4 separate regions of the Homo sapiens genome follow, and all the other regions are linked to region 1. The links are chromatin contacts, found by Hi-C or POLR2A ChIA-PET in ENCODE. All regions are on one chromosome and are shown on one strand. Each heading gives the region's core, a stretch centred on a gene start or an enhancer-like site at or near the end of the contact. The rest is flanking DNA. Distances are from core to core; before and after follow the strand shown.

What was found. A loop is a pair of places that touch in the nucleus more often than their neighbours do. ChIA-PET counts read pairs that join two places held with the same protein, here RNA polymerase II (POLR2A). Pooled maps may share reads with other maps.
Region 2: a loop to region 1 is called in a map of B cell, with 6 times the contacts of the local background. The contact joins the promoter of RALA here to the promoter of STARD3NL in region 1. A Hi-C loop is called at or near these places in 2 of 168 maps with a recorded cell type or tissue (B cell and naive thymus-derived CD4-positive, alpha-beta T cell), 1 of 37 single-sample maps with no recorded cell type and 9 of 50 pooled maps.
Region 3: a loop to region 1 is called in a map of naive thymus-derived CD4-positive, alpha-beta T cell, with 18 times the contacts of the local background. The contact joins the promoter of ANLN here to the promoter of STARD3NL in region 1. A Hi-C loop is called at or near these places in 1 of 168 maps with a recorded cell type or tissue (naive thymus-derived CD4-positive, alpha-beta T cell), 2 of 37 single-sample maps with no recorded cell type and 10 of 50 pooled maps. POLR2A ChIA-PET finds 5 or more read pairs at or near these places in 1 of 52 experiments (K562).
Region 4: a map of B cell shows a loop between it and region 1 (20-fold over the local background). The contact joins the promoter of MATCAP2 here to the promoter of STARD3NL in region 1. A Hi-C loop is called at or near these places in 1 of 168 maps with a recorded cell type or tissue (B cell) and 11 of 50 pooled maps. POLR2A ChIA-PET finds 5 or more read pairs at or near these places in 1 of 52 experiments (K562).

The regions. Positions count from the first base shown.
Region 1 is chr7:38,173,893-38,180,594 of GRCh38, reverse strand. It overlaps STARD3NL (STARD3 N-terminal like), which reads right to left and starts at 2,350. Exons shown (of 9, transcript NM_032016.4): 1 at 2,175-2,350. RefSeq lists a silencer at 2,094-2,373 and enhancers at 2,624-2,703, 4,451-5,650.
Region 2 is chr7:39,622,254-39,628,511 of GRCh38, reverse strand. It overlaps RALA (RAS like proto-oncogene A), which reads right to left and starts at 4,940. Exons shown (of 5, transcript NM_005402.4): 1 at 4,687-4,940. It overlaps LOC107986785 (a long non-coding RNA gene), which reads left to right and starts at 5,035. Exons shown (of 2, transcript XR_001745175.2): 1 at 5,035-6,079. RefSeq lists silencers at 3,737-3,786, 4,381-4,890 and an enhancer at 4,217-5,064.
Region 3 is chr7:36,386,875-36,393,549 of GRCh38, reverse strand. It overlaps ANLN (anillin, actin binding protein), which reads right to left and starts at 3,688. Exons shown (of 24, transcript NM_018685.5): 1 at 3,506-3,688. The coding sequence starts at 3,523. It also overlaps a transcript of MATCAP2 not described here. RefSeq lists enhancers at 2,862-3,452, 3,453-4,043 and a silencer at 3,634-4,043.
Region 4 is chr7:36,361,971-36,368,672 of GRCh38, reverse strand. MATCAP2 (microtubule associated tyrosine carboxypeptidase 2) reads left to right here and starts at 1,433. Exons shown (of 7, transcript NM_001199706.2): 1 at 1,433-1,757. The coding sequence starts at 1,733. RefSeq lists a silencer at 1,684-1,783.

The DNA of each region.
Region 1 (6,702 bases), core at 1,101-3,600:
GGCTTAATATTTTCCTTTGCCACAAGTTGGAAGGAATAGAATGTATGTAACATACCTGGCATATCGTAGGTACTAAAAAAAGGCAAGCGTTATGTTCCTGGTCAGTAATACAAGCTCTAATGAAGAACAATAATCCACTTGCCAATGCAGCTTCCTAGAATTTGGCTTGGAGAAGAGCAGGGACCAACTGCCACTGCTTTCCAAGTGGAAGGCAGGTACAGGTAATAAGAAAGAGTATTCACGGTTGGAAGTAGAAAGGATTAAAAGCAGGGAGCTTAAGAAAAAGCAAAGACTTTGAGTTCTGCATATAACAATGGAAAGGAAACAAACTACATCGGATAAGGTGCTGAAGGAAACAAGATCTTTTCATTAAGAGGGCCTCTGGAGAAAAAATATATACACAATAAATTACTGCAATGATTTCATAACCAAAACAAAGCAGAAAGTTGGCTAGAGTTTATGAGTATCACTAAAAGAAAACAAGACTCTGCAGTACACAAATTATCTTTCCCTTGCCTGCCTGTAAGGCTCACATGGGATACAAGATGATCCAATCCCTGTACACCTCTCCAGTGTCACCTCTGACCACTGTCTCCTCACCTCACCCTCCCCTAGGTTCACTCAGCTCCAGCCACACGGGCTTCCCTCTGTCCCTGGAACATGCCAAGTTCATTCTTCCTTTAGCTCCTTTACACTGTTTATATCTGCCTAGAAACTTCCAGCCCATTTTCTCATGGCTGACTCAGCTAAACATTCAGCTATCACCCAAAATGTCACCTCGTGTTACCTCCTTAGGGAGGTCTTCCCTGACCATCCCATTTCTCCATACAACCCAGTCACTCTCAAACTCTCTACCCAGTAGTATCTTTTCTGACATTTATTCCTATCTAAACTTGTCTCTTTGATTTACATGTTTATTATATTCTCCAACAAAAGTTAAAGTCTTTGAGGGTATGGGCCTTATCTAAATTGCTCACTACTCAATCTCTAAAACCTAAAACAATGAGTGGCATAGACAATCACTCAGGCAAACTGTCCATTGAATAAATCCAAATGATGTTAATCACCATCCTTCTGTGAACATAAGTAAGGTAATATCCCTCAGAGGCTGTTTCATTTCATTTCTTTCATGCAGTTTTAGGCAATGCAATAATGCAGTTTTAAAAGACCAATGTTTGAGACAGTTAGATTTTAAAGACAGTGACTTCTACACGACAACATATTGTATGTTTTCATTTTATGAACATGAATAATCCACCACCTTATCAGAATCCATCAATAAAACAAGGATACCATAAGTCGTTTTGTGAGATCCTGCTTCTAGAAAGAGGCGTATGGGTAGATATGGTATACAGACGGGAATTACCTTTCAGAATTCTTCCTAACAAGGAAATGTGGCAAACTGGACTAATTCCAGTAAAGATTTAATTAGACCCGTTACTTGGTTACCTTGCTAAACTTATCCAAACTAGTACTGTGTCAAGTGATGAATTCAGTGATTCCATCTGTGAAATAGAAGACAAATGACACAGTGAACAAAGAAAAGTTCCACAATGTCCACCCATGTTTGAACTAAAAGAGAGGGGGAAAAATCCCTAACCCTAAATCAAAAGTATTCAAGCAACTAAGATTTCAAACAATGGCGAGATATCTACGAGTAGGTGAAGCAGTTAACTGAAACCACAGGGAGAACATTCATGATTCGTGCTTTCTTTCTTTTTTTTTTTTTTGAACACGACTTTTCTCAATGAATAGAAGAGACTCACAACCGCCTGTGTCTGGACAACCCACGCATTACACCCAGTCACCAATTCTTGGTCCTTCTTGGGGGCCCATGGCGCCAGCCCGGGGCCGACCCCACCGGGGACTCCTCAGGGTCCGCAGGCTGGAGGAATGAGGACACTCCCGCTACCTATATCCATCCCTGAATCCCGGCCCACGCCGTGGGAGCAGCGGGGCTCAGCATTCTGCAACTTCACTCTTGTGTCCATTATGAGCACAGCCTGCCTCGCCCCTCCTCCTCCCCTGGAGGCTCGCGCAGGACTCAGGAAACAGAACAGGACCAGGATATGGCCTCCGTCCGCGGGTCCCCTGTACGCCCCCATGTAAGTCATCTGACCCAGGAGACTCAGTTTTCCAACCTGTCAAATAGGGGAACGAGAAACCCAGCCTACCTTAACGGGTGGTTCCTGGCCGGCCGCCCCAGGCTGGCCCGGGAACTGCGGATCCGCGGTCGCGCCCCGGCCTGAGGGGCGGGGCTTGGCGGGGCGTGACCGGGACCCAGTCCAGCGGACAACGCGCAGCCCACCGCCCGCACCCAGCAGCCCCGGGACCTCCGGCCCGTGACGTCAGCACGCTGACGTCGACGCACACAGCTCGCATCTCGCTCGAGGGACCAAAGACCCGACTGGTTCCTGAGTGCCTCCATAGAGGAGCCAACCTATTGGCCAGATGACATGTCAATCTTCTACTGACCAGTAAACGACGCGGGAAGGAGGGAGAGGGCGAGCCGGTCTGCCTGTAGGAATGGGTGGGAAATCTGGGCATCCAGCTTTGAAACACGGAGCTGGTTGGACTTTCCCGCATTGTGCATCGCACGGTTTAACAAGCGCCCGCTTCCTCTTCGTCCGCGTTTCTGCGCCTTCCGCTTCCCTTCAGTTATTCGGTGGGGGTTTATGCTCCAGCTCGTGGGAAAATGTCATGGAAATGGGTTTCAGGGCCTCTTGGGCACCTCATGCTGAGCCCTCCAGGAATAAAAACAGGGCATACCATTTCTATGTCGGTACTCAGCTCAAGAGTCACCTCTTCTAACTCTCACTTCCCCCAGACCTATTTAGGATACCTTTTCTCAGCGCTCCTAGTTCATAACTAACATCTCTAAGCGGTAGTCACATTTAATTATATCTATATGTCTGTTTTCACACGAAGTTAGGCACCTTTTATTGTTTTATTTAAAATTTAATTAAACTTTTCTCCCAACGGATGCTACACTTATTCACATTTTTAGAAGTACAGAGGTATACAGTGAACATTCTTTGGATCCCCATTTCATTATTTGTATATTTTTCCAAAGTCATTCTAAGTACCGTTATTAATTTTAAATTACACAAGTAAGATTTTGTCCATGCGAAAAAAAAAAAAAGCTTAAACGTTACAATTATGCTTATATCCCTTTTAGGCCCTAATTACAAACCCAGTCTGTAGATGATGACTCCTAGTTCCTGTGCATTTGCAAGTGTAGATGTTACTTTTTTACACTTAGCATTGAAATCTTTCCATATCTGTATATAAATCTACCTCATTCTCTGAAAATGCTGCATGTCCTCAGAACCAATATGTGTATATATATACATACATAATTAATGTACCATTCCCCCACCCTCACGTTTGTTTATTAATATTATTATGAGAAGCAATGGTACCATAAATATATATGTAGATGCCTTTTTGTACTTAGGTCCAAGTATTTCTCTAGAGTGCAGATACCAACAAGAGAATGTACTGGATCACAGAGTTTGCACGATGTAAATCCTTAATAGATTTCACTGATTTGCTCCCCTGAGTAGTTGTTTTAACTTACATTCCCACTGCTAGTATTTGAGCAATTTTTCCCTGTATCCTCGCCAATACTGATAAAATACAATTTAAAAAAATTTTATAAACTGATAGATGTGAAAACCTTTTAAAGCATAACACATATACAAAATAAGTGTAATAATCATAAGTGCTTGTCTTAGTGACAGTGTGAACAAACTTGTGTAACCACCGCCTCACAGCAAAATTTTAAATGTTTACCAGCAATTTAGAAGCTTTCCTCATGCTCAGTCTTAGTCATTATACCCCTACACACAGATAGGCACAATTCTGAATCCTACCACCCAATTAGTTTTGCCTGCTTCTGAATGTTTATAAATAGTCATACATAATACGCACTCTTATGTGGCTCTTTTTGCTTAATACTATATTTGTAAGATTGATCCATATTCAAGAATATAATAGTTTCATTTTCATTTTTGTATATAATTCTAAAATTTACTTGCCTATTCTACTGTTGTTTGACATTAGATTATTTAAAGTTTGGGGTAATTACAAATGACGCTGCTATGAATATTCTTGTACCTGTCTTATGATGCACATAGTTACACATTTGATTTTGGAAGATCCCTGGAAGTAGTGTTACTATGCACAGGGTATATATTCAATATATTCAACATTAATAGACACTGCCAAATAGTTTTTAGGTTTTACTAATTTATACATGCCCTAGTCGTGAATGAAAATTTCAGTTACTCTGCATCTTTGCCAACACTTACTATACTCATTTGTGTTTTGTGTTCTTCCTTTTTCTTTTCCTTTTTAAATGTTATACATTCTGGTGAATATGTAGAGGCATCACATTGTGGATTTAATTGCATTCACTCATGTGTAGCCTCTGAAGTCTCAAAGAAATTGATGGAAACCATTCCTAAGGAAGCCCAGATAGTGGACTTATTAGATAATGATTTAAGTCAACTGTCTTACATATGCTCAAAGAACTAAAGGAAACTGAGAGATGAAGCCGGCTGGGCTTCTAGGTTGGGTGGGGACTTGGAGAACTTTTCTGTCTAGCTAAAGGATTGTAAACACACCAATCAGCACTCTGTGTCTAGCTAAAGGTTTGTAAATGCACCAATTAGCACTCTGTGTCTGGCTAATCGGGTGGGGACTTGGAGAACTTTTCTGTCAAGCTAAAGGATTGTAGATGCACCAATCAGCACTCTGTGTCTGGCTAAAGGTTTGTAAACGCACCAGTCAGCACTCTGTAAAAACGGACCAATCAGCACTCTGTAAATGGACCAATCAGCGCTCTGTAAAATGGACCAATCAGCAGGATGTGAGTGTGGCCAAATAAGGGAATAGAAGCAGGCCACCCGAGCCAGTAGCAGCAACCCACCTCGACTTCCACACTGTGGAAGCTTTGTTCTTTCGCTCTTTGCAATAGATCTTGCTGCTGCTCACTCTTTGGGTCCGCATTACCTTTATGAGTTGTAATACTCACCGCAAATGTCTGCAGCTTCACTCCTGAAGCCGGGGAGACCACGAACCCAACAGGAGGAATGAACAACTCCAGATGCGCTGCTTTAAGAGTTGTAACACTCACTGCGAAGGTCTGCAGCTTCACTCCTGAAGTCAGCGAGACCACGAACCCACCGGGAGAAACAAACAACTCTGGATATGCCACCTTAAAGAGCTGTAACACTTACTGTGAAGATCTGTGGCTTCACTCCTGAAGTCAGCAAGACCATGAACCCTCCAGAAGGAACAAACTCTGGACACACCATCTTTAAGAACTGTAACACTCACCGTGAGGGTCCGCAGCTTTATTCATGAAGTCAGCGAGACCAAGAAACTCACCAATTCTAGACACAAAACCAAGAACATAAAACCTGAAGGAAACTAGGGTAATGATGTATAAACAAAAGGAAAATATCAATAAAAAGATAGAAATTATCAAAAGGAACCAAATAGAAAATCTTGGGCTTGCAAGTACAAATAAGTGAAGTGAAAACTTCACTTGAGAATTTCAAGAAACATTTTCGCATGTTGAAGGATGAATCAGTAAACTTTAAGATAGGAAAACTGAAATTATCCAGTCTTAGGAGCAGAAAGAAATAACAGGAAAATGAGCAAAGCCTAAGGAACCTATGGGATATCAACAAGGATACCGAAATATATATTACAGAAGTCACACAAGGAAAAGAGAGAAAAAGAAAAACTACATTAGCGGAGAAAAATGTCTCAGAACTCCCCAAATTTGAAAAGAGAAAGATAAGATTCAATTAAATAAAATGAGAAATGAAAGTGAAGACATTATATCAAACTTATATATGGAAAAAGGATTGTAAGATTTGACTGTGAACAGTTGTGTGCTGACAAATAACCTGAATGAAAAGGACATGTTCCTAGAAACACAGAAATTACCAAAACTAACTCAAGAAAAAATAGGAACTATAACCAGATCTATAACAAAGAGATTTAATCAGTCCTTTAAAAACAACAACAACAAAACCTTAAAAAACAAAAGTCAAAGACCAGATGGCTTCACTGGTGAATTCTACTGGACATTTAAAGAATTAACACCAATCCTTCTCAAACTCTTCCAAAAAATTGAAGAGGTGGGAACACTTCCTAACTGAATCTATGAGGCCACTAGTATTCTCATACCAAAGCCAGACAAAGACACCATAAGAAAACTAGAGACCAATATTCCTATATGAATATAGACTCAAAATCCTCAACAAAATATCAGCTATTTGAATCCAAAAGCATATTAAAAGGTTATACACTGTGACCAAGTGGGGTATATCCTAGTAATGGAAGGGTGGTTCAACAAAAGAGAATCAGTTTGCTTAACACATCATAATAATAAAATGAAAGAAACCATGTGATCATGTCAATTGACACAGAGCATTTGAAAAAAATCAACATTGTTTCTTGATAAAAACACTCAGGAAACTAAGAAAAGAAGGGAAATTCCTAAACCCACACCTACCTAACATCATACTCAATAATGAAATAAAGAAAGCTTTCCCCCTAAGATCAAGAACAAGACAAGGATGCCCACTTCTACTACTGCTCTTCAACATTGTACTGGAAGTTCTAGTTAGAGCAGTTGGGCAAGGAAAAGAAATAAAATGCATACAAATTAGAGAGGAAAAAGTA
Region 2 (6,258 bases), core at 3,691-6,190, 1.4 Mb before region 1:
AAAAAATTACTGCGATAATAAGGGTGCCATGAATTGAGAAAGTTTGGGCACTTGACTGATAAAGGCCTACGAAGAAGGCCTTTAAGAGAGAGAAAGAATGTGTGTGTGTGTGTGTGTGTGTGTGTGTGTGTGTGTAGTTATGAGGTTACTGTGGACTGCTGTCAACAAAATTTACAATAGGCTAATGAAAGTACTCTCTCCAGTGTAGTTAAGAGCTGTAACAGATATTATGACAGCACATAAGAGAAGCAATCAGCCCAGTCTTAAAGGTTTTTTGTTTTTTGTTTTTTGAGGGATGGGATCCAGAGAGAGAACCTAATTGTAATTTTTTGGAGAATTATAACCTAAACTGAGTTCTGAAGGACCAGTAGGAGTATACTAGATTAGGGGAAGGAAGAGAGGCTAGAATTCCAGGAAGAGGAAATGGAGGACTGAGTAAACAAACACTAGCATTCCAGAAGCTGGGTATTGGTAGAACAAAAGATCATCCAAGAAGAGAGATAAGGCTAAAGGGTTAGGTAAGAAAAAAAATGAAAAATATGAAAGATAAAGGGGAAAAAAGAGAGTTAGGTAAGGAGCACATCTTGAAGGTTTTGTATATGAGATTAAGGATAAATGGAGTTTGAATTTTATTAATGGGCAAAAAAGAGCCACAAGAGGATTTTAAGCAGAGAAATATCACCATTGTTCTAAGCAAGAATGGGAAAAGTATCAGATGGGTTCCAACCATAGGCTAGAAGGCTGCTGTAGTAATCCAGAATATCTAGACAGGGCAGCTGAACTCAGTGTTTGGTCACGCAGTGTGGCAACCTCCACTTTTAATGGAGTACTATGTTAGCTTCTCAACTACATAAGAAAACAGATCCTGTGGCTTAGATGACCATAATCATAACTTTTGGAAACTGGGGGATCTTTGCCCACCTTCCCAATAAATCTGGGAGTATACGCCATTTTATAATCTAACTATGTCTTATTGTCCAAAATAACATTACCAAACCCTGACATTTAGTTTCAAAAGTAAATTCAGCAATAAAATTGGATCCCAGACTTTAAGGAGACTATGTATGTCAGTGTTACATCTATTGCATCTAATATAGGACCCTAGCTGTGAAGGCCTTTAAGAATAGTATAATTTTATGGAAGCATGCCTTTTTTGGCTTGTAAAGACTACCCTCTTGACTTTCAGAAACTAAGTCATCACCTTCACGTATAATTAAATCAAAGATGCAAATTCTCACCTAAAATTTACTCATACATATTTTAGAAACCCATAGAACTTTAATTTCTTTTTTTCTATACGGCAACCCAAATCCTTATGAATGCGATAAGGTAATAAGAAAGATGTCTTAAAGAAAAAACAGAATAACTGTTACTTATGGGGGCCAGACAATCAGCTGTTTTTTACTTAAGGGTACATCTTTTAAAAAAAAAAAAGAGAGAGAGAGAGAGATGGACACATTCTTCAAATTAAGCCTATTTAAAAGTGCATTTTAAAAAGTGCACAGGCTTAGGAGGGAAGAGAATTCTACCAGCACTGAATAGCAGCTAAACCCTTACAAGACTTCTGCCACTTTTAAGCCTCCATCTTAAACCCAGAGAAAATGATTAATGGTCTCAAACGGTTAAAAACAGACCAAGCACATCTCTGCTTCTTTTACCATTCTTTCTACTGTCCCCCATAGCTTCTCCCCCATTTCCATTAGTGAAAGAACGAACTAAAAAAAATGTGATTTCAAGGAAAGGTCACTACAAATAGATTTATGGTATTCCTCTCAAATAGGGACGATTCTGTTACTTTAAAAAGCACTAATCAAACACCAGAATTGAGTCCAAATACTTTACCGGGACACCCACGGGAAAAATGCCCAACCATTTTTCCATCATGGCACACATGGACGGTGATAACACTGTATTTGTAGGCACGCTGAAGATAAAAGAGAAGAATGGCTGCTGCTTGAGGCCACCTGGCCAGGACTGCTGGCAACCCCAGGCCACACTTGATGTCCAAGAGAGAGGAATCAGTATCTTCACCTTCCTGAAGCTCCAGTTCCAGCTCAGTCAGAACTGCCTTTTCCACAGCCATTTAGGATTAACTGCAATAATACTCAGTGCTCTCAGCAATTGTTACTTTCAAATCTAGGCTCTACTAAACACAAGCTAGGTGCCTAGCCTCTGGCAAATAACTTCAATTTACCTTAATAAAGTATGGGAAAACTACCTGTCTTGCAGAAGTGTTGTGGAGATTAGAAATAATTTAAGTAAAGCTCTTATCACAGTGCTCGGCAGGCAATCAACACATGAGAACTCTTATTACCAAGAGGGTTGCTGAATTAAAGAAGGAAAATCTAACCTCTGTATAGTGGTAATGTCACTGAGGTAAGAAATTGCTGGCTTCCCTCTCCTTAGTGTCTAAGAGTTAAAATATTTTATAAAACAATGAAAATCATAAACTGTCTCCTTCAAAATCATAGTCTTTTTCCTCATTAACATTCACAGCCTCTTATTCCAGTATTTTAAAAGTAATTGTCCTTGCCACTCATCTACTAAAGAATACAAATGCATATTACACTGATATGCATATCTACAAGAATTGACACTGGTACATGTATTTATGTTCTGTAGAAGCTAAGCTTGGAAAAACAGTGCAGGACCACCACCACATACTTGGAGAGGAGAGAAAACGTCAGCACTTTCTTCTTATTTGAACCTCCCTAATGTGAAAATAATCCAACCATCTACAGACAAAAATATTCCCTCACAAATGGTAGACAAGATTCTTTTCTATAATTAGCCCTTTCTTCCTTTGGAAAGCCCTGTGAAGAAAGTGTTGTAATGAAGTACTGCTTCAAAATAAATGATCCATATTATTGCACACTCAGCAAACACACTAGAGAACAGCATCTGGATCTTGGAAAATAAATGTAAAAGAGGCTATTGGTAAATCATGCCAAGGTCACATCAGGATTTCAGAGGATTGCGTGTATTCATGGGAAGAATGAACCACTATAAGCATTCTGGGAAGCACCACGTTATCCAAACAATGGTAACTCCTAATTTCCTCTTTTTCATTAAGATAGGGTACAGTTATCAACCCCAAACATAAACTTGATGTGTATCACCAGGCAGTCTCTTCCTACTAACTCTGAATATGCTCAAGTAGTAAGCATTTAACACTAGAATACAAGTTATAATGCCCAGCACAATTTTAATATAATTTTAACCTTTCAGAGGAGGATAGTTTTGGAAGGCAAAGAACTCTGACTGCTGAAGAATGAAACACGAAGTAAAGTCTGTAAGTGGCAAGAACCTAAAACAAAACAAACAGCCTAGCCCAACAAAAATAAGCAACTCCTGGATGGTGACTGTGAGATAACCTATACACTCATTCATTCAGTGCAGAAATGTGTGAACAGCTTCTATGTTCAAGGCATACTGCATAGAAACAGTCATAAGTAGGACATGGCTCCTGCCCTAAAGAAATCCAAGGTCAAAAAACGGTGTTGTCAGATAATACTTCACAATAATAGTGTATTATTTTAATACAGGAGTCGGTTTAGAATAATATTGTATTACCAGAGACAGAAAAACATGAGCTAATAAGACACACTGAAATACATTAATAAACATACTGTAAGAGTTTACCAATGAAATCTGTTATCCAATTTCTGGAATATGATTAAAGTTGCAATTTACTTTCTGGAAAAGAATTAACTTATGATACATGTTTTATAAAGGTTGTTCCCCCCCCACACCACACAATTTGTAAATTAGGTGCTTTTCAGCTTGACACGTAGGGCGTGGCACGGGACTTCTCACACTACCTCAGCCACACTTGGATGAGCTCTTACAAGTCTGGACATTCAGGTTTCCGAGCACAGGCCAGTTAACTCCCTAATTCTCCCTAAATCCTGAAACAACACTGCCACCCCTGTGTGCCGTCACCCCCGTCTACTTAAACACATATATCCAGGCTAAAGCATGCCAATCACATCTTCCACTTCTGGAAATCTTTCAGAAACGAACCACAGAGGAAACACCTCTCTCCCAAAATGTATTCTCTTCCTCATATTAGAAGCTAGATTACCTGAAAATGGGCTAAAGCTGTGCAAGCGCCCAAGGCCAGGTATTCAGTTCAGTGCGGAGAGTCTAATGACTTTAAGTCTGAAAAACCATTCCTTTAACTGGCAAAAAAAAAAAAAAACACAAACAAACAAAACAAACAAACAAAAAACCCTGGCGGAGATGCTTAAAAAGCAGCGGCTCTAGCACAGGCAAGGAGTGGAAAGAAAGGGAAGGAGGGGAGAGGGGTGGAGTGAGGCGCGGGGACTGCGGCGGCAGCGGGTTGCCCCAGGTCGCGGGCACCGCCCGGGCGGGAACTTGGGCGCCGTGGACGAAAGGTGCGGGGTGACCTTCGGACGAGGCCAACTGAGACCGGCTGCCGGGCGCAGGGGACCTCTCCGCAGCCGCTCACTCTCGGGGGCTCACTCGCCCCACAGCGGCGAACGCGGTGCCCCGGATTCCAGCCGGGCTCATCTCGCAGCTCGTCCCCGGGCAGAACGTGGGATGTGCAATCTCGGCAGCCCGAACCCGCGTCAGGGCCTCGGCCCGCCGCCGCCCGGACACACCCCCGCCGCCGCCCGGGTGGCCCCAGTCCCTCCCCGGGCGGCCCGAGCGGGCATCGCTCACCTGCACCGCGAGCCAGTCCGCCGCCCCGAGGGCTCCGGAAGCCGCGGCTGCGTGGCTCCGGCCGGAGGGTACTCGGTCCTTGTCGCCTGGAAGGCCCCGCGCCGGGAGCGGTCGAAGGAGGAGTCTGACGGGTGGCGGGGGAGCCTGGGCGGCTGGAGGAGGAGGAGGAGGAGGAGGAGAAGGAGGAGGAGGACTCCGACGCTTTGCTCTGGGGAGATCCACCCTCCTCCTGGCGGCTCTGCAGCAGCCGCCACAGATCACTTCCGGGGCGCTGGGGAGCGGGGCGGGGCAGCTGGGGAGCGACTTCCTGTCCGTGGGCTGAGAGGAGGGTGATCATGGGCCTGGGCCGCAGAACAGTGGCTCGGAGGGCGCAGGCTGCCCGGCCTCCGCCCCCTGCAAGCTGAGGGCTGTCCGCGCTGTCTTTCCGACGGCCCCACCCCCGGCTCTCTGAGCTCCGCGAGGTGAAGTCATCTCCCGGGGGCTCGGGAGTGGCCGCGGGCCTCGCGGAGGTTCCCGGATCTCGGCGTCGTTGCCGCGGTGTCCTTGTCTTTCTTTTGGGGACCAGGAGGGGGTTCTTGGGGGAAGGAGGGGAGAGCGGAGGCCGCCATCTTGCTTCTAGAGGGTCAGCTCATGTTCCCTGGGCGTCTCAGGGTTGAGGCCGCTCGTGTGGCGTGGCCGGGGGTATTCAGAGCGGAGCTGGCGACGTGGCTTGTCACGGGCCAAATCCCAGGAGGCGGGTCAGCCGCCTACCCTGGCTGGAGGGTCTCGTGGCTGCCCTGGGCCTCATCTAACTGCTGATCCCCTGGAGAATTCGCTTTCTCGGACGGTCTGCGAGTTCTTTCTGAGGGGTGTCGGACCCCCCTGCGACTCTGCAGGTGTCGGTGTGGCACTGAGATCATCTTGCGGCCCCATGGCACTGTGATTTGGTAGCTTGTGAGAAGTAGTTTCACTAAATCCGTAAATTTAAGTTAGCAGCTACAGATTCTTATGTCTTGACATTTATTCGCTTATCTCTCTTTGCTCCCCACAAATTGAGTACCAACTATATTCCTGGTATGAGCCATTCAAGGAATGTCCAGTCTAGTGGGCAGACATACATGAAAGCAAATCATTGCTATTGGAAGTATGGTTTATCAAGATGTACAGCGTGAAGAATGGATAGCTTTACTAACGTAGGTTAGAGTTTTAAAGATAAATAGGCATTTTCTACTACAAAAATAGGGGTGGGATGGCAAATCCGGATCCGAACAGAAAGGAGATGCAGCACGGGGACAAATAATTTGTTGAGAAGAATGAGTAATAATTACAGGTCTTGAAGTTCAAACTTAGGTTGCTGAAGAAGATGAGGCTGGAGAAGAAAACAGGAGCCAAATCACGAATCGTCTATGCCTTGGTGAGGCAATGAGTGGACAGATTACAATTTAAGCTATTCTTCTGTTGGTAGAGAACAGATAACTTGGGGGGGTGGAGGTGGGGGGGCAGAGAAGGATAAGCAGAGAGCCCACAAGGGGGCCATTGCAGAAGCCAGTAAGAGAAAACTTAAGGACCCTGTGTGAATGGTAGTGAGCATCC
Region 3 (6,675 bases), core at 2,439-4,938, 1.8 Mb after region 1:
CGTTTGTTCAGTACCCACCCATCAGGACCCCTTTGTAAATACTCATAGCTCTGCCTATAACCTGTTGAATATGTATACCTGGCTAACCCTTTAGGCATAAATCCCTGTTCCAGCTTCTCCTCTCTTGAAGTGCCTGTTTCCAGTCTCTGCCCGAAGCTATTAAATATGTTTCCCAGCCTGTCAGGATGGCCACACTGTAGGCTGTAAGCCTTTATAAGAAAGTCTCTGCTGGGCACAGTGGCTCATGCTTGTAATTCCAGCACTTTGGGAGGCCAAGGCAGGCGGATCACTTGAGGCTAGGAATTTGAGACCAGCTTGGCAAACACGGTGAAACCCCATCTCTACTAAAAATACAAAAATTAGCCAGTTATGGTGGTGCATGCCTGTAGTCCCAGCTACTTGGGAGGCTGAGGCAGGTGAATCACTTGAACCTGGGAGGCAGAAGTGACACCGAGCCAAGATCGCACCATTGAGCTCCAGTCTGGGCGAGAACGAGACTCTGACTCAAAAAAAAAAACGAAAAAAGAAAAAAGAAATAATGTCTCCTTTCTAAATTAATAAATTTGTAATTTTTCAATTGCTATATCTCTCACTTCCCAGATACAACACTAGCCTAATTATATTCATTCGTGGACATGCCCACATTCCATTCTGGTCAGTTAGAACATTTGTGAGTCAGTACAGCTTCAGTTACCATGAGCAGTAGGTCACAACAAAAGAATGTGATTTTGTCATTCAAACGTATATGAATGTTCTATTGCTTACATTAGATTCAAAAATTCCCAGATTAAAAAAAAATTAAATAGATACACAAAAAAAGATCCCTAATCTGTGAAGTAAAGCTATAAACACCAAAGGTTATTAAATTAAAAGAAATTATATATCTTAAATATATAAACTCAATAGCTCAATAAATGTAAGTAGCCGTTCCTTATAATAGTATATCAGGAATTTTAAAACTCTTTTAAATACAAGGTATATTCCTTGAAATATCACACCTTTCTCAAACAGTGTAGGCATTAAAAAAAAAAAAAAACCACTGCAATAACATATTCAAGAAGTAGGATAGCCCACATGTATGAATCTCAGGTAACTGAAGCTTATAGTCCCTGAACAACTTTTGCCACATACACCCCAAAGTCATCTCTGACAAATTTTTCTAGGAGATTTTACTAATTTCCTTGCCTTCTTTAACACAGTAGACTCAATATAAATTAACTTCTTATTATTTTCAATATGCTCTAGCAGCTCTTCCCCAGGGAACTTCATTTAATTCTGGAAAATAAGAGAAATTCCACTAAAAATGGTAGTGGCATGTTTATTTGCATACTTATTTATATGCAGCCTGCAGACATAAAAGGATCTAAAGCGTCTACAATAAAATATGCTTCTGTGAAGTATTTTAATTATAGCTTTTTCTCTTTTAAGGTTTTTATAAAGAAAGTTCTGGATTGGTACACTTCACTCTGGGTTTCTTTGTAGTATTCTTGTACTGGGATGACTATCACCTGTGAGTAGAGCTTCAAACTCTTGACGTTATGAGTAGTGAGTTTATGGTTTTGTCACCTGGGCGACACTGCGAGACTCCGTCTTAAAAAAAAAAAGAGTGCCAGAACAGTATCAGCGACCACAGGGAGGAAGACCAATGCAGAACAGTCTTGTTTGAGGAAAAGAGAGTTTACCATGATTGTAACCTTTCTCAACTGGAGTTACCAAAATAATTAAGCCCTAATACGCTGGCGTTAATATGATAGACTTATTTCCTATGTTTGTAGGGTGGCATTGAATTATCCTTGGGAGAATTGAGAAAATAGTCTCTCAATTTTCCTGTGTACCATGGTTCTGAGAGGAAACCCTGGTTGAGAGAGTCATTTTATACTGACTTTCAGTTGATAGACAACTGTACCAGTAGCTCATTTCACTGTGCAAATGTTATGAATGCTATAATTAAGCACCCAAGAGTTGGAATCAATTCAAGTAGTTCATTCATTACCTATTAAGGAAAAGACGTCTAAGCTGTTTTTCCAACTGCAAGTGATCTAACTTTTCATAATATAAACCATACATATTTCTGAGCACATCCTAAAACGATCTAAACAGGTAAAGTTTCTTTCAGTTGAGATTTGTACTACCTTCAGAATGACATTTTTAAGTAAAATGAAGTGCAATTTTCAGCCAACTTAAAAATGCTTTGTTCCTGTCTGTTACTTAGGAAGACACATAGGGCTAATGTTTTAAGGAATCGTATTCTAGTTTAGATAAAATAAATACACGCTTTTCGACCTCAGTGTAAGTGAAAGATACTTGGTGCATGACCAGCCCTATTTTAAGGCTAATACAAAAATAGGCTCTAGATTTTTCTATTAGAACCTTTAAGGAAGGTGAAAAAAATTGATGTATTTGTCCCAAGATGATTAAGAATTTGAAACAGAAAAATAGATTATGTCATGCTTGAATATAAGTAAACTCTAATTGCTGAAATCTGTAATTAATATCTCATACATAACTTATAGAATTATAATTACATCTCCCCGAAAGAATTACCACTCTTCACAGCATTTAAGTTTTTGAATCAGTGTAAACAGTTTTAGGTCCACTTTGCAACACTCAAAAACTAACAGTTTGAAATTTGCACAACAGCCTAAAGAAAGAGGAACTGTCCTGGAATAAAAGAGAGTGGACAACTGGCAACAAAACACTCCTGAATGTGACAACGCACATTCTCCACAAAAGCTAAAACTAGAGAAATCGACACAATAACCATGTAACCCATATGCAATCTCAAAGGAACAAAAGATGAAATAAGTACTGTAATGATATGCCCCAGAAACACCGAAAAGTTTATTTCTTTGCTCTAAAATCGTGAGCTGATAGTTTTGCTCGGTACACTTGCATTGTTTCAATTAAAATGGTCAGTCCCGGGTATGAACTTCTTCGTTAGTTAGCTGAACAATGGGATCTCAAGGAACTACTGGCTTTTTATGAACGAATGCAGTGGTTTCTAGCACCTGCTTATTTTAACGTTTTGCTGTCATTTCATTAGCATCTCCCCTGCGGGCTGCGTGAACTCCGCAAATCACACATCCTACTGCCTTTCCCGGCGGCAGCCGCACTGAGTCACCGGCCCCGGACCCCGCCCTGCAGGGCATTCCAGCTGCTTCCAGCAGGACCCGTTCCGCAGGCCTGCGCCTCACTCTTGCTGCGCCAGGACTGCAGAGGGACATGGTAAAAACGGGGGCTGAAAGACCTCTCGCAACAGCCTTTTAGGACAGACTCAAAGCCTTCCTCCCTGAGTTTTATCTGTAGGACCGAAACAACAAAATCTCAGAGGAACCCACCAACCACAGCAGGCCGCAGCCGCGGCGACCCCGGCCCGCACACACTGCGCACGCGCGCACACACGCGCCCTCCGCCCGGTGGGGGTTCGCCCAGAGGTTGACAGAGGAAGGTGGGTGGGGGCCTAGAGCGGTGGGTCATGGCTGGCTGCACCCGCAAACTCACTCACCTCCGTAAACGGATCCATCGCCCCAGGCGTCGGACTACGAGACGATGGAAACGGTGGTTCAAATTCAGGAAGAGAAAAGTGAGTCTCAGCTCAGTGTGTCTCCTGGAAAAAACCAGGAGTCTGAGGCGGGGGAACTCTCCCACAACCAGCTGTCCTCTCCTCTCGGCTTCCAGTGACGGACTCGGCCTCTGCAGCCGTTCAAATTTGAATTTCAGCGCCGAGCCGCGAGCATGCGCGCTGGGCGGAGCCGGGGCGCCCTCTCCCCGCCCCTGCGCTCGGTCACGTGGCCGCGCCGGGCCGGGTGGTTCCCAGGGGCGGCCCCGCCTCCTTCCCGGCCCCCTCCCAGCCCTCGCCGCGGGGTGGAGGCGGGCAGCGGGGCGCTTCCTGCTCTCCAACGGCGTCGGGTTCCTGGCTCCACCCCCAACAACCACACATTCCCCTCAGCTTTAAGGCGATTGCTTCACACCAACCGCGTTTGGGTGTTCCCGCCTTCCTTCATTCCTAAATAAAGTATTAAGGCCGGGAGTAGTGGCGCATGCTTATAATCCCAGCATTTGGGGAGGCTGAGGCTGGAGGATCGCTTGAGCCCAGGAGGTCATGGCTGCAGTGAGCTGCGATCTCACTACTGCACTCCAGCCTGGGCGGCAGAGTGAGACCCTGCCTCAAAAAAGAAAAAAAAAGGATTAAGAGCCCTTGTGTTGGCAGGACATAATCCCAGCACTGTGGGAGGCCGAGGCGGGCAGATCACGAGGTCAGGAGTTCAAGACCAGCCTTGCCAACATGGTGAAACCCCGTCTCTACTAAAAATACAAAAAAATTAGATAGGCATGGTGGCGCGTGCCTCTAATCCCAGCTACTCGGGAGGCTGAGGCAGGAGAATTGCTTGAACTGGGACCCGGGAGGTGGAGGTTGCAGTGAGCAGAGATCACACCACTGCATTCCAGCCTGGGCTACAGAGCCAGACAAAGAGCCCTTGTGTTTCAGGTGCTGCTAGCCCGTTGGCCTTCAGTAGCTTTGTTTCCTAGGTCACACCCAACTCCTAGTCCCCAAAAGGGGGACTGCAGGCCTGGCCCTCAGAAAAGCCAGTTCCGGTGGGTCCCCGACACTCTAAGCCAATGAAATAAAGCTAAAATTAACAGACTGTGTGAAGCGTTCATGCACAATTTTTTATTTTAAATTCCATCCAACTGTGTACAGTGTTAGAGCGGGAGGAATTCTGACAAGCCCTCTATCTAGTTCAATCCTTCCTTTTACTGCCGAGAGAAGGGACACCCGAAAACGTTAAAGAAACTGGTCCAAAGAAATGAAAACCCTGTTCTCAGCTCATGACCCGTTTTCCACACTAGCTAAGGCTGTGTCTCCTGCTTATTCTTTGTAGAGTACTCCAAATTGTAAGATAGGTTACATAATTTCTGTATCAGATTCATTTCTTCTATAACAAGTCTGTGCAGGTAAAGATGACAGTTCTTGATTTGTTCATCTGAAAAGTTAAGAGTGACTGTCCATGAGCTGAACAAAACAGAACTATTCCTCCCAACTGAGTGGTTTCAATATGTTTAATAATATGTCCATCTTAGCAGTCAATCAACATTACAAAAAGAATTTACTAATATTTTTAATTTGAATTTTTGTATGATAAATTGTACGTGACTGAAATCACGGCAAGAGGTAAGGGAAATATTGCTTGGGGTCAGGGCTCCACCCAGTTAGCCAAATCGGTTAACCCATGGGTTTTTTTTTTTTTTAACCTTTGTGGGGAGTCATGGACTCCTTTGGAAATATGTTAAAACTGACCCTCTACCTAGAAAAATGACCATTTAATCATAAACTATTTAACAGGATTTTGTGAAGTTCATGGACACCAGGACAAGAACTTCTGATTTAGCCTGTTTGTATTTTAGTTTACTTATCTGTGTAACAGGAATAATCATCTGCCCTGATTTCCTCAGAGTTGTTAGGAGGGGCAGATGAAAAATGGAGAGACATAATCCAAAAATATTTCATAATAAGTAATAAGACACTGTCCGAGTGTGTAGTATATGGAATTATTAATATTTAACCCAGAATGTGTTACTTATGAACAAAGGAAAAAGATACTTCCATTTTTTTCAAGTGTGACAAGAAAGGTGTGTATGTATTTGGGGCGTGTCTGTGTGTGTATGCGTGTTTTAAACAACGTTGGAAAATGAGTCATTAGAAATTTATGTAGCCGTTGTGCCTTCTGGCTATCACTTCTATGAGCCTTAGTTTCTTTGTATCTACCTCAACTAGATTCTAGTTAAGACTAAAAGAGGTAAAGCACCTAGCATAAGATAGCTACTCACAACATTTAGTGTATCTTCCCTCACCATCCCACTATGTCTTTGGTTTCTACCTTGATAATGATGATGATAGTGATAATGGCAACCATCACAATTAAATAACTCCTAAGACTGAAACACCTACTATGTGCCAGAAACTACGGTAGATATTCAAGTCTACTCTCCTAGGGTATTACAATTGTCTCCTACTATACCTCCTTTCATTCTTAACCCCCGGTAGTTCATTCTTCAGTTTCTAGGCTAGAATGACTTTTATCTTTTTAAAAATTGTGTTATATAACAAATAAAAAAATTTGAAAACAAAAAAATTATGTTATGAAATACAATAAAAATGTGAATAATAAAACATAACCATATACCAGCCACCTAGCTTAAAAAAATACAAAACATCCCACATGTAATTGAAGTCTCCTGTGTGTCCCTTCCTATTCTCATTCATCTTCCCACTCTTCCAGGGTAAAACTATCTTGATTTGATGTTTATCATTCCCATAGAAATATGTATACTTTTATCACATCTACATATATATCCATAACAATATCTAGTGTTTTATATATAAATTTTATTTGCAGAATGTAAGTCTTTCTGCAACTTTTTCTGGCCCAATAATATCTTTATGGGATTTATCCTCACTAATAACTGTAGCTGCATTTCATTCATGTTCACTGCTAAATTTTATTATACAAATATACTTGTAATTTATGTACCCATTATCCTGTTAATGGACATTTAGCTTATTTCCAGTTTTTCATTCCAAAGACCCCATGATGCCATGACTATCCTTTATATGCACATGCAAAACTTTCTCTAGAGCAATATACCTAGGAATATTATTACCAGATATTAAAA
Region 4 (6,702 bases), core at 184-2,683, 1.8 Mb after region 1:
TTTTGAACAGAGTGACATGATCTGATTTTTTCACAGGTTCACTCTGGCCAATGAGTTTTGAGAACAGTGTGAAAGAGGGTAGGGTGGGAATACAGAGACTGTCTAGAAGACTGCCATAATCCAGACAAGAGGTGGTGGTGGCTTGAACCAGAGTGGTAGCAAGTGGCTAGATTCTGGATGTATTTCGAAAACAGTAGTCACAGGATTTGAAGACAGAATATGAAGTGAGGTTATCCAGTTTTTGTGATATAGTTACATTTCCATTGTTCTCTCCTAAGTGATGAAAAAGACACAATTTCTCACAAGTTGCCTGTCATTCTCAGGGTGTGACGGTCCTGATATTCAACTTTCTTTTGTTCCTGAGTTTGAAAACACACCCCAATTATTTCCATGTCTTAGCCTTGAGGATGAAGAGAAAATTTAACTGTCTGAAGACTGACAGTTGCCAGCACTATCTCAGCTCCTCCTAAACTGTAAGCTCCGCTAGGCTTATTTCATTTCCCTTGATATCCTCAAAGCCTGCCTCAGAACCTTGCACACGTTAGGGTCTCAAAAAATGTTTGTTGAATGGTTTAGTCTACATTTCCCATTCCCACCGTACTTTTTTTTTTTTTTTAGTCTCACTTTGTCACCCAGGCTGGAGTGCAGTGGCGCGATCATGGCTCACTACATTCTCACCTCTCGGACTCAAGCAATCCTCCCACCTCGGCCTCCCGAGTAGCTGGGACTACAGAAGTGTGCCACCACGATTTGTTCACTTTTTGTGTTTTTAGTAGAGATGGGTTTTCGCCATGTGGCCCAGGCTGGTCTCCAACTCCTGGCCTCAAGCGATCCACCCGCCTTGGTCTCCCAAAGTGCGAGGATTACAGGCATGAGCCACCGTGGCCCGCCTCCCATGGTTATTGTAAAAGATTAAATTTTCATACTTGCTAATGTGAAAATGAATAATAAACTGAAAATAACATTCAGCCCCTATCAATTGCACAATCACAAGCTAAAATGTGAATTTCAGCATTAAGGATAGTATGCTGAGGTACCGTCAAGTGGTCATTGAGCCTCCTGCACTTTCCACTCTTACTAGCTCATCCTAAACGTGTTTTAGCTTCCCCGCACCTCGTAAGGGGAAGGACGGGTAGACTGGCTTTGCTATTTGCAGCTAGGGCCGAGTGTCACAGCGCACCATGGAGTTAAGTCACCTTTGAACGGGTACAAACGTCTCTGAAAGATCAGTCAATATGCGTTACCCACTGGCTGGAGACCCCAGCGCGCTCGCGGGCACAGCCACAAGCCCCGGAGGCACTGGCCCGCGCTGTGCACGCCGGGAGTTGTAGTTCCTCCCACTCTCTCTCGCCGCCCGCGGGCCTTCGTCGCACGAGCGCCCCCAGCGGCGCGCAGGCTCCGTGAAGCGCAGCGCGCGCGGACCCCGGGGGCAGTTTCCTAGCAACCGGCGGAGCGGCTACGTCACGGTGGCAGGTTCTAAGCGCTGCTGGGCACCGTAAGGCCGCCGTGTGTACCTTCCAGTAGCTACGGGCTGGTGGAAGCGCTGCTCACAGTCAGTGTCGGTACGTCTTCGTCCGCCCTTACCCTCCTTATCCTGCTCCAGGTAGCGGAGAGCCGCCTCCCGCCGCGCCCCCGCCACCGAGGCCCGGGTCAGAGGCTAGAGGCCGCCCGCCCCTGCGCGGCCCTTTCCCCTGAGCCCGCGGAGCCCGCCGCCCCGGGCCTCGGGGCGACGATGCTGGAGTCCATTCGCGTGACGGGTGAGTGCCGGGAAGGGCTGGCCGCGGCGGGGGTGCGGGGCGGACCGGGGTCCCGCCGCCCGGGGCTCAGGTAATGGTAGCCACCGGCTGGGCGCGCCGCTCGGGACTCCACCCTGCGCCCCGACCCCTTCGGGGCGCGCAGGAGGCGCTCGCGAAAAACCTGTGGAGGGAAGAGAGAAATCGGCCCCTTATCCTTTCGTCACTTATTATCAGTAAGTACCTGCTGTGGAATCTCGTGGAAAAGATTGTAATATTAGACCGGTTGCTGGTCTTACAAAGGTACAATCCAAAGATTGTTAAATCCTATTTCAAAACACGCTAGGTGTGTGATTAAGCTTCATAATTTTCTAGAATGTTCAGAAAAAATAAGCTAAGCGAAAGAACACATCTGTATATTTCATTATTTATACTGTGTATATTTGTGTGTGTATGCTTTTATTCTTAAACAGTGAGAACGTTTTGAGTTGATATTATTAATAGGCCATTTTACAGTACGGATTATACCAAGTGTAAAACATGGGTCTTTAAACAGACCCCAGGTCAGAAAGTCTGGAAGTTTACCTGCATTTTTTTAAATTCAGTTCAATCTCTGGGAGCACAGAACTTGACTCTTATTATTTGTAAATCGCTATGCGTGTTAGCTATTAAAAAAAACCTTACATAATATTAGAGTAATTTTCTAGGCCATTTTCCCAGCATTTGATTCTGTACGCAAACATTTCTGCAAGCAGGGTTTTGGCAGTTCAGAATTATGACGAAGAACAACGGAGTAAAGGGAAATACTCCTCAAACTAGTGCCAAAATAAAGCCGGAATTTTACATTTTAGAGCAATGCAGTACCTACCAGACTATTTTTCTGTGAGCATTCTAACTGAAAAACCAAACCTCTTTCCAGTGAAAATATTTATGATTTTAATTTTATACTGTTTTATTTCACGTTCAGTGTTATACGGAGTAGATTTGTGCAGTCACAAATCATGACGTTGCCACGATGTATATCATTTATGTTGACAGGAAACATAGTTCCAGGATCTGAGATCGAAAAGGCAACTTTAATTGGCATTAGAATTTTTAAAAATGTGATTTGATGTAGATGCTACTTTCATCTTAAAACACAATTAAAATGTCAAAAGTTACTTAAAAGTACCATACCTCCTAAATATGGAGCAAGGTTTCTCAACCTCCGCACCATTAACTTTGTTGTTGTTGTTGTTTTTGAGACGGAGTCTCGCTCTGTCGCCCAGGGTGGAGTGCAGTGGCGCTGTCTCTGCTCACTGCAATCTCCACCTCCCAGGTTCAAGCGATTCTCCTGCCTCAGCCTCCGAGTAGCTGGGATTACAGACGCATGCTACCACGCCCGCCGGATTTTTGTATTTTTAATAGAGACAGGGTTTCACCATGTTGGCCAGGCTGGTCTGGAACTCCTGACCTCAGGTGATCCTCACACCTCCGCCTCCCAAAGTGCTGGGATTATAGGCATGAACCACTGTGCCCAGCCTAGCACTGTTAACTTTGGACAAGATAGTTCTTCCTTGTGGGATGCTGTTCTCTGCCCCGCCCCCATAATTGTGACAACTAAAAATCACAATTGGGCAGGGGTGAGGGGTAGGGCAACATCTCCTTCTCCATGAGAATCAATGCCTTGAAGAAAAATATAGATTCTGTCACAGTGCACATTATTTCATTGAGAAATCACATAGATTAAAATTATTTTCCCAAACCATAACAATCATTGTAGAGATACAAATAAATTAATATTAGTATTAGAAAGTAGATACTATGATCAATTAGTCATGCAGAGTGATCTCTTGATATGTCAACATGTTGAGTTAGAAGTTTGAGAAGAGATACTTTAGAAAGTAGTAGACCCACTCCTCTTGTCTCATTTCCCTTCCTATAATTTAGTGGCAGTACATTTATGAATCCAACCCTGTATGTTTGCAAACCCTGAGGTAGACAATTTGGCAGTGAATTTCTATAGTACAATAAAGTTCAAATAGCCATTTGAGACCATGCAAGCCTCTAATTTACAATTCCTTTAAAAATAACTGGGTCATTTTTCAGACTACTTTCTCTCTTAAATATACTTAACTGCTTGAAATAATTCTAGAGCCCTGTGCCCAGCATTTCACTGCGATATCAGAAAAACCCAGTTTGGACAGCCAGAAACTTCATGTAGAGAGTTAAGCTGAAAACATGCCCTCCTCTCCCCTGGTCATTCCCTCACGATTCATTGATATCTGAGATGGCCATGTTCTTCTTTCTGGTTAGCAGAACTTGATTGTGGTAAGAGTACTGATGGAAATGTGTTCATTTTTTTTTCAGCTCTAAAAGTCGTTACAAATATAGAACAGACTCATTTTATATTTCAGGAATGAAGCAATTACTTGTTTCTGAAATCCTTCCTATATAATATCTTACCCACTTTTGACTTATTAGTATATGCTATCTATGCTGTTTAAAAATGGAATCAAATCAGAAAAGGTTTTTTTGACTTCTCATGGCCTTTTAAAGAAGAAGGTTCTGAGGCTGGGTGCAGTGGCTCACACTTGTAATCCCAGCAGTTTGTGAGGCGGAGAGCAGGCGGATTACCTGAGCTCAGGAGTTCAAGACCAGCCTGGGCAACACGGCAAAACCTTATCTCTACAAAAAATTAAAAAATTAGCCGGGCATGATGGCCTGCGCCTGTAGTCCCAGCTACTTGGAAGGCTGAGGCAGGAGTATCACTTGAGCGCCCAGGCGGCAGAGGTTGCAGTGAGTCAGGATTGCCACTGCACTCCAGCCTTGGCCACAGAGTGAGACCCTGTCACAAAAAAAAAAAAAAGAAGAAGAAGATTCTACTTTAGCTTCCGGGATTTAAAAAAAAAAAAAGGGTTTATTATACCAAAGCCACTAAAATCTTGATTCTAAAATATAGATTAATTACCTTATTAACATGAAATTTGCCTTGGAATTCAAATTTAATGATTCAGAATATTTCCCTATGTACATTTTTCCATGCGGTGTTTCTATAGGAGCTGAATATAATATTTAATGTGATACTAATAATAGTTAACAAAGGCTGCTTACCTATAGTCCAGCACTGTTCTCAGCACTTCACACATATTCACTTTTAAAATCCTTACAATAATACTATGAAGTATGCATTATTATTATCCCATTTTACAGATAAGGAAACTGTAGCACAAAGAAGTTATGTAACTTGGTCAGGGTAATAGCTATTAATAAACAGAGCCAAGATTCATACCAGACAACTCCATTCCAAAGTCCATGTTGTCAACTGCTAGGAAAATCAGCTCACTATTATAGTGACTGTACACTGATTTGAGCCACAAAATCCAACATCAAGATTTCATGTAATATCAGTGTGACATTATCCGATGGTTTGCTCAACTGTTGGTTTTTAGATTTTTAATCACAGGCAAGTATGTAATAATTTTTACCTGGGAAAATCATATTTCACTTGAATAAAAATTTGTTGTTTTCAAAATAGAACGCATCTAGTTCATTCATTAACAAAATGCTGTGAGAAACCATATAAGATTATGTTCATTTATGATTGCCTATCGGCTTTATTTTGTATGTGATATAAGGAGAGATTAATGAGTCATTCCAGAAATGAAGTGTCTTTATATCAAAGATGAATGTTTAAAAATACTGGAAATGAAAGTCTTAAGGCCATCGTTAGGCCATACAGGTTGAATATACCTAGGCACATAGCTCCTGTTTGTCCTACAGCAGCAGGTACCTACCATGTTGTCTTCAACATCACTAATTGTTTCATTTTTCTTTTACCTTCCTGGGATAATTTTTTCCTCAACCGTCAGGCAACTAAGTCTTTTACCCTTTCTTTCCTCTCAAATATTCTCTTCCCTTGTCTACCTCTCTGGCCCCCCTTTCATAAGCAGGACAGTGAATAAGCAAAACCAAACACAGATGTATGTTGTAAAAGAGCTTATAATTTCATTGTTGACGAAGTCTGTCATACAACAAATATAAACCTGCAACCATGATAAAGTACTTCGAAGAAGAGATACAAGGTGTTATGAGGGTCTAAAATGAAAAAGTTAAGGAAGGCTTCCTGACCAAGTGCTATTTGAACTGAAAGATGAGTGGATATTAATCTAACAAAGAGAGGGATAGAAGGGCCCAGCAGACACAGGGAGCAGCATGTGAAGAAGTATGTTCGGAGAGAGCATAGTGAGTATGAGATATGGTCAAAGTGAGAGAAGGCTGGAGTGGAGAAATTGAGGAACACAGTGTGAGGTGAGGCTGCAGAGGCAGAAGGATCTGACCAAGAGTGACCTCATAGACCATGGTTAGGAGTTTTGTCCATCCCAAGGGAAAGCCATGGGAAAGTTTGTTTCTGGCACATTTAGTGTTATTTTAGATGATGTATAATGCTCACTCTTACCACAACCATCACCATCAAGGGTATCTAGACTACTCTGTATTTCTAACTGTAAAAACAACAAACACACAAGTTTCTGACCCCAAAACAACAGTGTCCCATTATAAGTTACTAATAGAGCAGCACTGAATTGCTCTTACCTGGGGCTGTGAAATTTTTAAGAATCCTAAAGTACAGTCAAGTTTCTGAATTCCTGAATGACATTAGCAGTGCCTTTCGTCTCATTTTCATACAGTCGATAAACTACATTGGTTGCTATTGAATTTAGAGATACTATAGTTAATAGATTATCTGTTATAGTGCAGACAAATTGAGCAATAAATATGTTTTTAAGGATACTGATTTTATACACCATTAAAAAAATTAAAGTGTAACTTAAATAAAGTCTACAAGTCTTAAATGTGCAGCCCAATGACTTTGTACATACATAACCATTGCCCAGAACAGATAGCGAACATTTCCAGCACCTGGTAGGTTTCCTGGTATCCTCCTAGATTGTGATTCATCCCTCAAAGGTAACTGCTATTCTGACGT